Linked DNA regions of Homo sapiens: region 1 is linked to region 2. The links are chromatin contacts, found by Hi-C in ENCODE. All regions are on one chromosome and are shown on one strand. Each heading gives the region's core, a stretch centred on a gene start or an enhancer-like site at or near the end of the contact. The rest is flanking DNA. Distances are from core to core; before and after follow the strand shown. Region 1 overlaps LOC105372896 (a long non-coding RNA gene). Region 2 overlaps LOC107985255 (a long non-coding RNA gene).

Region 1 (6,609 bases), core at 3,786-6,285, 220 kb before region 2:
TCCCTCTACAGCAGTATCACCACACTGCATGACCCTGGGAAGCAGAGAGAAGAACTTGCAGATGTTCACTTAGTGGTACCCACTGGAACCTGAGAAACCATTTAGAAGCTTATCATCCCCTGCCCTCATGAAAGCATGTGCTGCTGCAGCCCTGCTTTTGTTTTCTAGAACAAACAGAGGAAGAGGATGGACAAGAATCCAAGATTAAGTTGTTCTTCATTCATTCAATCAATGTTTATTAAGGGTCACCTTTGTGCAAAACATCAGCAACTGTATGTACCTAAGAGCTAATGATCAAAGTTTCTAGGTGCTGCAAGATTCTGAAGACATTTGCAAATGCCTTGTGCTATAGCCATATTTGTAACCGTAGTGCTTGATCCATAGGAACATTTGATCTGGGCTTGATAAATGGACACACAGATGAAGGAAGAAACAAATGAAGTATGGCACCTATGAAGGCTGGAGGACTCAGGGACAACTCCTGGATGAGATGAGCTGTGATGAGGACACAAAGGGTAAGCAAGAGTTAGATGGACAGGATTAAAATTCTACAGGTGCATTAGAGCCACAGAAACAGAGAGGTCAGGATACATTTAGCCTCTGTAGGGGATAGGCAAAGTTGTCTAATGAATCGTTGCCTGAATTCCTTATATATACTCATATTCAGCAAACGTGGTCTATGTCTTATCTGGTCTTCCTTACAAGCCCCCATATCCCCTGAGTGATGACAAAGAGACTAAAGTTTAATCTACCATGATATAAAACATGGCTTATTCTAAGGTAATGTCCCGAATTTGGGGATGGTACTCAGTCTCTCCTATTCTTTCCTCTTCTTTTCTGAGATAATGCTTGGGTGTGTGGCAGGGTGGGAGTGAGGGACTCACTTGGCTCTAGGATGGGATAGTGAAGAAGTGTCGATGTTGCCTTTGGATTCTCTTTTGGCCTCCAGTGATGAAGCCAGTGGCTAGTGTCACCCCCTGGGTTTGATCAAGGGCAGTAGTCCTTTCTAGCTGACTTCCCTGGCCTGCCTGGTAGACCCCTCTGTTTCTGTTTCTGCCACAGCTTCCATCTTCCCACCTAACCTCTGCTCTGAGTCCCCTTCCCTGGTCATAGTGAGCCCCATGGCAGGCCTTTTGACAGCCAGCTCAGCAGCCTTTCTTGTCTCACTGTTGAGGCTGCAGGTGGGGTGCTATGGGGACATCTGGGTCCCATCTGTGTCACTGAAACTCAAGGAGACCCACCTAAGCTAAGCCCTGAAGTGTGTTTACACTTCACCGTGCTGCATTACCAAATCAGTGTTGCTGTGGCGGTAACCCAGGGGCAGCCTGTGAAACATCTCCTTGGAGCAGAGCTCCCTTGTGGTAAGAGAGAAAAACCAGAGGGCTAATGCACATGTACCCCTTTGAGCCAAATCCAACTTCCTTTTTAACTCTGTTCTTCTCTCTGTGCCTTCTTTTTTCCCATCACCCCCTAAATGCCCTGCAAAATAACTTCCTTCTTCAGTACAGCAGTGACTCTCACAGCTTAGCTGTTATAGGCCACTGGGTTCCTTTCTCTAGACTCTGAGAAAATTCCATGAACAGAGATGTTTAGGCTTAATTCTTGCTAGACTTAAAAGGGACACCACGAAATTCAGAAAATCACATCTCAAGACAACATCACTTGTTTAGATGCAAATTCAATTATTCTTTCTACCAACAATAGCAGACTTTTAACTCTTTCTTACTTCTGTTAAAAATAAAAAAATCTCATTATCCTCCAGGGCAAAGGATCTCCTGGAAAAATTTTTTAAAAAGAAAAACATAGAACAGCACATTGAAACACATGACAGATGTTTCACAAGCTTCTATCTTCAAAGGAGCCCGGCATTATTCTGCAGAAGATGAAACCAAGGCACAGAACTGTAAAGAGACTTGCTCAAGGCCACACAGTTCACAGGCCCAGCTCTTCACTTCTAGGTCTCTTGCACCTTCCATAACATCATAGTATATCTAAAGTGAAGACCACAATTGGGAGCTCAGGAAAATAGGACCAGATAGGAAGAGCAGGGCTGGAAACTAGGCAGAGAAGTTAAGAATGAATAAGGCAGGAATGGAAGGCTATGGAAGATTTATAGGGAAAGGGATGGGGGTCAGGATAGAATCAGTGTTTAAGGATAATTTCCCAGAGATCAGCTGCAGGAGGTTTCTTTTCCTTACCACACGGGGGAAGGAAGCTGCTTGTTGCAGAACATCTCAGGAGGAGTGTTTCCGGAGATCTCTCCTCCTGGGCTCCTTCTCTGTGAATCCCTTGCTGATGAGCAGCACAGGCAAACCTGCAGAGAGGGTCTGAAGCCACCCAGTCCCTTCCTTACTCAGGGTGGGGTGGAGTGGAGCTGTGGAAAGACCCTCTGTCCTGCTCAGGGACCTCAGCTGCTCCTCAGCTTTCACAGTGATAACCCATTCTCCCTGGCGCCTTGGTGCAGCAGAGGAGGCAAGCACTATATAAATGCTAAACAGATGAGGCCGTGCTTGTCCCAGGAATAAATACACCATCCACTCCTGCTGTCAGTTCCGTACCTTTCATGAACACAGACACATCTCCCAGGAAGGGGAAAATGGTGGTGTCACTTCTCTATTTATTTTTGTGATTTTATCTCAATCATAGCAGCAGAATGTTGCTGCTTGTTCTATAGCGGAATGTTCTATTTTTTGTTGGTTTTTTCTTTTTTTTTGGTGTTATTGATTTATTTTTTTTTTTCAGAAGGACTTTATGGTTTGTTATTTTAATTTCCTGAATTCACATTCAGAAAATGGGATGTTTTCTTCTGATTGCCCCTCCAAAATAACAACAATAATAACCATCATTTGTATAGTGCCCTCACAGGCATTATCTCATAAAAATTTATTAGACCTGGACTCAGATGAAATGGATTCCTGTCTTGATTTCACCGTCTACTTGCTGTGTGACCTTGAATACATGACTTGGCCTCTCTGAGTCCTAGTTGATTCATTTGTATAATGAGCATCGTGAGAGACCTGTTTTTCCTAGCACAAATGCTTGTGCGAGGAGTAAATGGGATAATTTATATGAAAACTTGAGATAGGTATTGATTTTTAGATGAGAAATTTGAGGCACAGAGAAGCTAAGTGGCTTACACCAAGTGCTGTAGCTTATAAGCAGCCCAGGCTACATATAAACACAGGTCTTCTGATAACAAGTGATCTATCCATGAACCTGCAGCTTTGAGTGATGACTGAGACTTGGAGATGGACATGGAAGCCAATATTACAAAATGGAATCACAGTTAGCATTTATTAACACTACATGTCAGCCACTCTTCAAAGAATTTTTCTGAATGAATTCATCTAGTCATAATAACCCTATAAAGCTATCTCATGTTCATTTTACAGAGATTAAGTCATTTCCCCAAGATCACAGGAGCAGTAAGTGGAGTCATCTAAATTTGCACACAGACTGACTGCAGGACCTGTGTCATTAACCACTACCTTATCCTGCTTCTCTCAGATCACTCCTGTTCCATGCTACTGCAGGTCAGAGCGGATCATTTTCCAAATCAGCTCCAGGGGAGGTTGGGACTCACCTGGCCTCTAGGAACCTTTAAAAGAAGGAAGAGACTGGGGTGCAGGAGTATTGGGTCATTTCTCTGTGGAAACTCACTTCAAGGTCTGTCCTGGGGCTTAACTCTCTAGGTCTGTGATTCTCACACTTGCCCACATCAGAATCTCTTGGAGGGCTTGTTACAAGGCAGATGACTGGGCTCCATCCCTGGAACTTCCATTCTTTCAACCTGGGGTGGGACCTGAGAGTATGCATTTCTAACAAATTCTTAGGTGACGTGGATGCTGCTACCCAGGGACGGCATTCTGGCAAACAGTACCCAAAATGACAAACCATGGGACGACATCTGGGTCCCAGGTTCTGTATAAGAAAGAACTCGATCTGGACCCTAGAAAAGCCAAAAGCCCATTCGCGGGGTCTCTGTGAAAATGTTTAGCGCTCAAAAGAGCTGGGGGTGTCCTCCCCGGGCCACAGCTCCTCCGCAAGGGCGCTCACTGGGGCTGGCCGTGAACTGCGGGCTGAGGGCAATGGGCTCTGCATTATGGATGGATGAGCTCCGAAGCCCCCGCTGCAGATAAAGTAAACACACAGCCGCTGCAGCCGCGGGAAAGCCCGGGACCCAGCCACCCAGCCACCCAGCCCTCCCAGACAGAACTTTTCCTTCAGCTGTTGTTGTTTTCCTCTGCTGCTGCCTTCTCATCGCCTTGTACTGACAATAGTCGTAAATAACCGCAGTGCTGTAGAGAAATCATTTTAACAGGAGAGAGTCAAATAAATACATTAGACCTGACAGCTTAACTACGCGGAGTCCATTTGTATGTGGTGGCCGGCAGCTTCCCGAGGCTGACGGGGAACACAGAAGCCACAAGAGGGAGCGCCGAGCTCGCTGTGAGTCAGGCCGACGGCGGGCGGCCTCCCGAGCCCACCCCAAGCCCTGGAGTGGAGGCTTCCGCCTATGCTGAAACAAAGCTTTCAGGCTCCGACTTGCGTGGAAAAATAATGCCAACTCCTGCCTCCGTTCCCCAAGCCTCCAGAGTAATGATTTGGGGTTTAACTCGGCTGGGGGTTTAGGGTTACAGCTGGGGTTGAAGTGGTAGGACCAGTCTCCTGGCCCTGTGTCCCCCCCAACGAGGAGTGGAAGAGTCACCAGTCACAGCAGAAGCACCAGATGTTCATGCGTGTGCCACCCACATGTTCCTTTTCTGGCCCTGGTTTCCAGCAATGGTAGTTTCTGCCTAGCTCAGCTGATCCGGCAGATCGTGGAGCTTCTAAGCTCGATTCTCTGATTCCCAGGAGTATTTATCTGCCTCTTTTCCTCCCTGTGGGTGAGAGCCAAGGTGTCCTGATTCTCAGGCTGCTCACTCTTTCAGGAAGTGCTGAGGCTCGGTCACCAGGAAGGGCATGATAGACTCAGGGTACCAACTTCCTCTGGGCAAGCAAGCATCCATGGAGTGGATTCACAGAGTCTCGTGGGCTGGCTGTGCTCGGCCTGAAGCCCTCTGCTTCCTCCTTGTCAGGGCTCAGCAGCCTGTGAACTAGAGGGCTTCTTTTGTGACTGAACTGCACACCAGCGAGTGGGAGAGGAGCTCTCGGTGCAGAGTTGCCTATCTTGGGTTCAAACCTGCTGGCACCCAAACATCTGGAGGTCAGGGATGGGGAGGGCAGTGGGAGAGGCAGTCTTTGCATCCTCCGAGTTCTCACAGAGCTGGGTCTTCAGAAGGGGACAGAGAAACATAACCAAATGCTCTGCTGGCTAGTTGGTGGAGGTTTGATTTGTCTTTGCCGTCTTGCTAGGTCCCAGACTTCAAACTCCTTGTCAGCATGGACTGGATCTTAGTTGCTATTAAAAACCTAGAACCTAGCCGAATACTCACTACGTGGCAGTCTTTTTGTCAGTGCTTGATTATAGGGGACACATTTTAGAAATACTTACTAGTTGTCTTTGAGTCTGTGGTCATGAGGAGAATATTTCATATTCTCTAAAGGAAGTGTAGATATGACAGGTCAGATATAAAGAAACACTTGCTGACAATAAAATTATTAGATGCTATGGTAAATTCCGAAGTAGATTGTTGTCCGTATCTTGGGGACAGATTGGATCAGACCATGTCATTGTCTCCTTGAAGCTGGTAATATTTCCCTGTGGCTTTGAATGGAGCTCATGGTGGAGTGGGCTCCTATAGAACTGTCTGCTCAGCACTATCTTTTTTTTTTTTTAATTTGAGGATTTGACCCTCTGTCTATCCATAGGCTGCAGAATAGTAGCTGCATGAAGACATCCCTCCCCCAGTGCCCAGTTTTCTTATATTGGTTGAGGACTTGGCAAAGGACCCATGCTGGTTTGAACATTGTAATGCCCCATGTCCATAGCAGATTGTTCCATAGATACCTGACATAACCTAAGTTGAGTTAAATTCTTCCCTGGGAATTTTGGCACTGAAATGGGTAAAAAGAAGTCACTTTCTCTTTGCATTCCTTGAATGTAAGACTGAAAGCCAGGGTGCGTTGGCAGCCATGTTTCTCATTTTGTGGACAAGAAAAGTAAATGAGAAAGCATTTAAACAACACACGTACATATCATGCAGAGAAAAAGACAGGCAGAGAGAGAGAGAGAGAGGAGCAGAAATTTGTGATATCTAGATGACTGGATTACTGACAATATGCAAGTCTCTGCTTCCAGTTTTTTCCTTTTTTTTTTTTGAGACGGAGTCCCGCTCTGTCGCCCGGGCTGGAGTGCAGTGGTGCTACCTCTGCTCACTACAAGCTCTGCCTCCTGGGTTCACACCATTCTCCTGCCTCAGCCTCCCAAGTAGCTGGGACTACCGGCGCCCGCCACCATGCCCAACTAATTTTTTTTTTTTTTTTTTGCATTTTTAGTAGAGACAGGGTTTCACCATGTTGGCCAGGATGGTCTCGATCTCCTGACCTTGTGATCCACCCGCCTCAGCCTCCCAAAGTGCTGGGATTACAGGCGTGAGCCACCATGCCCGGCCTGCTTCCAGTTGTTTCTGAAGCCTAACTGTATCCTTCTTCCTGAGTCCTGTGAGA
Region 2 (6,319 bases), core at 2,376-4,875:
TGTTATACCGATCATCTGAAGCCTTCTTCTCTCAACTCGTCAAAGTCATTCTCCATCCAGCTTTGTTCCATTGCTGGTGAGGAGCTGCTTTCCTTTGGAGGAGAAGAGGCACTCTGATTTTTATAATTTTCAGCTTTTCTGCTCTGGTTTCTCCCCATCTTTGTGGTTTCATCTACCTTTGGTCTTTGATGATGGTGATGTACAGATGGGGTTTTGGTGTGGAGTCCTTTCTGTTTGTTAGTTTTCCTTCTAACAGTCAGGACCCTCAGCTGCAGGTCTGTTGGAGTTTGCTGGAGGTCCACTCCAGACCCTGTTTGCCTGGGTATCACCAGTGGAGGCTGCAGAACAGCAAATATTGCAGAACGGCAAATGTTGCTGCCTGATCCTTACTCTGGAAGCTTCATCTCAGAGGGGCACCCAGCTGTATGAGGTGTCAGTCGACCCCTAATGGGAGATGTCTCCCAGTTAGGCTACTCGGGGGTCAGGTACCCACTTGAGGAGGCAGTCTGTCCGTTCTCAGATCTCAAACTCTGTGCTGGGAGAACCACTACTCTCTTCAAAGATGTCAGACAGGGACTTTAAGTCTGCAGAAGTTTCTGCTGCCTTTTATTCAGCTATGCCCTGCCCCCAGAGGTGGAGTCTACAGAGGCAGGCAGGCCTCCTTGAGCTGCAGTGGGCTCCACCCAGTTCAAGGTTCCCAGCTGCTTTGTTTACCTACTCAAGTCTCAGCAATGGTGGACGCCCTTCCCCCAGCCTCGATGCCACCTTGCAGTTCGATCTCAGACTGCTGTGCTAGCCATGAGTGAGGCTCTGTGGGTGTGGGACCCTCTGAGCCAGGCGCAGGATATAATCTCCTGGTGTGCTGTTTGCTAAGACCATTGGAAAAGCGCAGTATTAGGGTGGGAGTGTCCCGATTTTCCAGGTACCATCTGTCACAGCTTGCCTTGGCTAGGAAAGGGAATTCCCCGATCCCTTGCGCTTCCCAGGTGAGGCGATGCCCCACCCTGCTTCGGCTCACACTCCGTGGGCTGCACCCACTGTCCAACAAGCCCCAGTGAGATGAACCCGGTACCTCAGTTGGAAATGCAGAAGTCACCTGTCTTCTGCATCGCTCACGCTGGGAGCTGTAGAATGGAGCTCTTCCTATCTGGCCATCTAGGAACGTCCCTCCTAATGTTTTTTTAAGAGACAGGATCTTGCCATATTGCCCAGGCTGCATTCAACCCCTGGGCTCAAGTGATCCTCCAGCTTCAGCCTCTCAAGTCACTATAACATTCATGAGTGGTAGCTTCCATTCTTATTTGACTTGGTATCCTTAGCAACTGTCATAGAGCATGACACATTATAACCATGTTTTTAAAAAAGTTTGTTGAGTGAAAAGTCCCCAATTTTTGTTCCAGTCCAGAACTCTGTTCTTCAGATCATTTAATGCCCATGAAATACAAGCGACCATCAGTAGTCTCCCAGCCTCTAGAAGCACGATACACAATCTCAGGGTTAGAATTTAAACTTCTCTTCCATGGAAATCAGAGCTATTTCAGGAATAATAGAAGCATATCAGGACTTAATTGCATTCACTTCTGAATTGCCTATAGCTCTTTCTTCTATAGGATGCAAATCAGGGTGACTCTTATATCTTGATTATATTCAAAGACTCCCAGAGGACCATCATGGTATGCCAGGCTCTTTCTTGTGTTGCTCCTGTCTACCCCTTCATCCAAATCTCCAGCCTTATGACAATAAACTCCTTGTGGTTACCAGAATTATCTCTACTGGTTTTTGATCTTTGTCTTCATGCATTCAGCCTCTTCTACCAGAAATACTTTGACAACTTTTGCCTGGTTAATTTTTTCTCCTTCTACGACTCAGTGGTTGGTTTTTATGTGAACTTGCCAGAAATGATGGTGTATTACTTACAATTGTGGTTACTGGCACTGAAATTGTGCTTAACCTAACAAAATATTTGTTGGATATTCAGAAAGTAGCACAACATGGTGGTTACAGATCCAGGCTATGGGGCTTAAATTCCAGCTTCACTACATACTATCTGTGGCTTTTGACAAGGTAATTTACTTCCCTAAGCCTCATTTTTCCTATCTGTAAAAAGGTGAAATTAACAGAAATGACCTCATAATGTTGTTAGTGTGAACGTAGATAAAGCATGGGAAGCATCTAGCAAGTGCCTGCCACACACACAATAACTGTAGCCATTACTATCCCATTGCTATTATATCATGATTGTCATCATGATTTATTCATTTATTTATTTTTTCTTTTTGTATTTTTCTTTCAGATTTGGGGGTACATGTGTAGGTTTGTTACATGGGTGTATTGGATGATCCTGAGGTTTCAGGTACAATTGAACCTATCACCCAGGTAGTGAGCATGGTACCCAATAGGTAGTTTTCCAACCCTTTCCCCTCTCCCTCTGTTTCCCCTCTTGTAGTCCCCAGTGTCTGTCGTTCTCATCTTTATGTCCATCTGTACCCAAAGTTTAGCTCCCTCATATAAATGAGAACATGTGGTATTTGGTTTGCTGTTTCTGTGTTAGTTTGCTTAAGATAATGACTTCCGGCCAGGTGCAATGGCTCATGCCTGTAATCCTAGCACTTTGGGAGACCGAGGCGGGCAGATCACAAGGTGGAGAGATTGAGACCATCCTGGCCAACATGGTGAAACCCTGTCTCTACTAAAAACACAAAAATTAGCTGGGCATGGTGGCGTGCACAGGTAATCCCAGCTACCCGGGAGGCTAAGGCAGGAGAATTGCTTGAACTTGGGAGGCGGAGGTTGCAGTAAGCTGACATTGTGCCACTGCACTCCAGCCGGGCAACAGATCGAGACTCCATCTCAAAAAAAAAAAAAAAAAAAAAGATAATGACTTCCAGCTGCATCCATGTTGCTGCAGAGGACATTATTTCATTCTTTTATGTGGCTGCATAGTATTCCATGGTGTATATGTACCGTATTTTCTTTATCCAATACACCTTTGACACCATGATATCATTATTAATCACAATATCAAATTAAAATCTGCTAGGAGAGTTACAATGACATTTCATTTCATAATTTTAAATGTATGGGCTTTTTTTCAAACAACGTAGCACAAGGGAATAATTAACTTGGTAAATTTAAAGTTCATTTTGCCATCTGGGCTGGGACCACTCAAAAAGAAAAACTTCTCTTTTTGAGCCAAAGACCAGAAAGAAAATAAGATGGGTTTTTACACCTTGGGCATGACAAAGGAACAGTTTAGCTGCAAATCTATGTTTGATAAAAGAAAAAAAAACTTTGTAGAGTAAGTGGAGAAGTGTTTGTAGCTCATGACCCAAGAGGACCCAATTACTGGGTGTCTGTGAAGGAGACAGAAGTGTCAGAGGGCTGATAGCAAACAAGCTCTCAAAGGCTGCTTCTAAAACCTGCTCACACAGGGCAGAATTCTAACAAGAAGCAGATGATATTCACCACCTGGGACCTGTCAGGGAGCTCCAGAGAGCCGGAGGGCCAGCTCTGGGAGGCTGATGGAGGTCAAGTACTTCTGGAGGGAAGGTGTGGTGAGAGGAAAACTTGGGAGACTGATTCTCCTTGTTTTTCTATTGCTTTGCTGCACCTCCCAGCGAGGCTTAGAAATTGCTCAAGACACACTGATTTCCTGCATGTTCTTACTCTGTGGTGGAAGGCTTCTGGGAGGGAGAGACAAACACTGTGAACAATGAGAAATAGAAAATGAAAGTAAAATAGCACCCGAGCTGACTTCATGCCAGATGAAGCAGAGATCCCTGAAGAGTATATGGGTGCATCAGAGGGTAGGAGAGAGGGGAGAGTGGGTGAAAAATGAGGTGAGGTCTCTTGGCTAAAATGAATTTTAAATTTATTGGTAAATTTCAATTACACAGGCTTTCCCTGAGGTGGGTTACTGGGATCAAAACTCTACTGTCATTCCTAATAGAGTGGAAATTCTTACAACAGTCCACTTCATTTTAGGAGTGCATTAGTCCCTAGGAATGTTTAACTAAAAGAGATAATTATAACAGCACCCAAGGAAAAACACACCCTCTTATCATCTTTTCAACCACAGAATAAACATTTTCCAGACACACTGAAGTGAATTTTCCTAACTCCAGGGCTTAGCACCAGCCATCAGGAGATGCTCACTAAATAATTATTGAATGAATGAATGGTATGGATGATCCTCTATGTGCCAGAGAGCTTTCAAGAATTGAAAAAAAGCAAAGATTAATAAAAGGAAACTTCTGATCAATGTGGTGGCCAAGCAGAAGTAATCAACCTTTCATTCTGCTCCAAATATATAGAAATGCTGACTTAGAGGCCGGGTGCGGTGGCTCACGCCTGTAATCCCAGCACTTTGGGAGGCCGAGGTAGGCGGATCACAAAGTCAGGAGATCGAGACCATCCTGGCTAACACAGTGAAACCCCGCCTCTACTAAAAATACAAAAAAATTAGCCAGGTGTGGTGGTGGGCGCCTGTAGTCCCAGATACTTGGGAGGCTGAGGCAGGAGAATGATGTGAACCCGGGAGGCGGAGCTTGCAGTGAGCTGAGATCTCGCCACTGCACTCCAGCCTGGGTGACAGAGTGAGACTCCATCTCAAAAAAAAAAAAAAAAAAAAAGAAATGCTGACTTAGATAGAACACAAACCTTTTCTTAAACTGTATAGCTGAAATTGAAAGCAGGAAGAAGGAAATATCACAAAGTCCCAGAAATGAACAAGAAACTCAAAGCCACAGTGGTAGAATGATGAATGTTTGTGGGCATATACGAATCACATGTGTACGTAAGGGTGGGGACATGTATCAGTCCTAAGCAGAATCAAACTATGACACAATATCATGGATGATAGCGAGAAATTGACTTTAATTACTCTATATTCCTCTAATTCAGTCGTATAAGAGAGATATTGATTAGTCATAGATTTAGTTAACTTTGTGCATTAGCATTATAAAGGCAAATACCAAAAAAGGGAGGAAGGAATGCAATGTTTAATTCCTAAACCAGTAGAAAGGGGAGAAAAAGGAAATAAAGGAAATGTGGGCCGGGTGCGGTGGCTCATGCCTGTAATCCCAGCACTTTGGGAGGCGGAGGCAGCAGATCACCTGAAGTCAGGAGTTCGAGATGAGCCTGACCAATATGGTGAAACCCCATCTCTACTAAAAATACAAAAATTAGCCAGGCATGGTGGCACCTGCCTATAATTCCAGCTACTCAGGAGGCTGAGGCAGGAGAATTGCTTGAAATCAGGAGGTGGAGGTTGCAGTGAGCTGAGATTGCGCCACTGCACTCCAGCCTAGGTGACAGGGCAAGACTCCGTCTCAAAAAAAAAAAAAAAAAAAAGAGTGCACATGCATGAAAGAGAGGATGTGGGAAGAGGTACGGGAATGAACTCATCCTTTAATCAGGAATCTACTCCCACAATAACAAACCGAATCCTGCAATAACAGCCTTAATCCATCTTGAGGGAAGAGTCCTCAGGACCTAGTCACCTCTTAAATGTCCTACCTCTCAACACTGGAATTGGGAATTAAGTTTCCAACACATGAACTTTGGGGAACACATTCAAATCACAGCAACAGCTAACAGTAGTGCTATTCTATCTGTAAAATCAAACATCAAATTCAAGGATAATAATGACAAGGCTGACAGCCATCAACACTGGAATTGGGAATTAAGTTTCCAACACATGAACTTTGGGGTACACATTCAAACCACAGCAACAGCTAACAGTAGTGCTATTCTATCTGTAAAATCAAACATCAAATTCAAGGATAATAATGACAAGGCTGAGAGCCATCATTCCAATAAAAATTACAATTCCCTGTCCAATATCCAGTTTTTATACCCAGAACTCATTGATATGAGAAGAGACGCTTTTAGAGGAACCCTGCAAAATCATGGTAAATGTATGTGGTAGTGGCTACTTCCTTTTCTCAAAGGGACCTACTGCCTTCTATTGGGTAACTGTATCCTAGGGAAAGTGGAATATCCAAACACTTTAAAGACTGTTGGAAAGAGAATCCAAGTTGATATTGAGGTCAAAGTGTCATCATGATTTTTCTGTCAGAGTGGGGACCTGGGATAGCCAAGTCCAGCCCACAGTCTGTTTACCGTATCTGTGAACTCATCCAGTGGTCATTTCTGCAGACCCCAATTAATAATTGTAATAGACATACTTGGTAGTTGGCACAACCTCCACGTTGAATCTTCAGCCTACAGGATTAGGGGAAAAGTTAAGAAGAAGCCTGTGAAAACAGCTTATCCCCCATACTTGTTTCAAGATAGTTACTTAAAAAAAATTGTCCAA

Evidence for each region. Hi-C counts contacts between places; a loop is a spot of excess contacts on that map. Pooled maps may share reads with other maps.
Region 1: a loop to region 2 is called in a pooled map, with 2.5 times the contacts of the local background. The contact joins two enhancer-like sites. A Hi-C loop is called at or near these places in 2 of 168 maps with a recorded cell type or tissue (MCF 10A and mammary epithelial cell), 3 of 37 single-sample maps with no recorded cell type and 4 of 50 pooled maps.

The regions. Positions count from the first base shown.
Region 1 is chr1:209,205,662-209,212,270 of GRCh38, reverse strand. LOC105372896 (a long non-coding RNA gene) reads left to right here. Exons shown (of 5, transcript XR_922530.4): 5 at 385-837. Among named protein-coding and RNA genes, the nearest start is that of LINC01696, 120 kb to the left of the region's middle. RefSeq lists an enhancer at 4,322-4,381. Within about 2 kb of position 5,035, at least 4 of the 41 ENCODE cell types and tissues checked have a DNase peak (open chromatin) inside an H3K27ac peak, as active enhancers do.
Region 2 is chr1:208,986,302-208,992,620 of GRCh38, reverse strand. The region is part of intron 1 of LOC107985255 (a long non-coding RNA gene); the gene reads left to right. Among named protein-coding and RNA genes, the nearest start is that of LINC01774, 17 kb to the right of the region's middle. RefSeq lists an enhancer at 3,564-3,863. Within about 2 kb of position 3,625, at least 7 of the 41 ENCODE cell types and tissues checked have a DNase peak (open chromatin) inside an H3K27ac peak, as active enhancers do.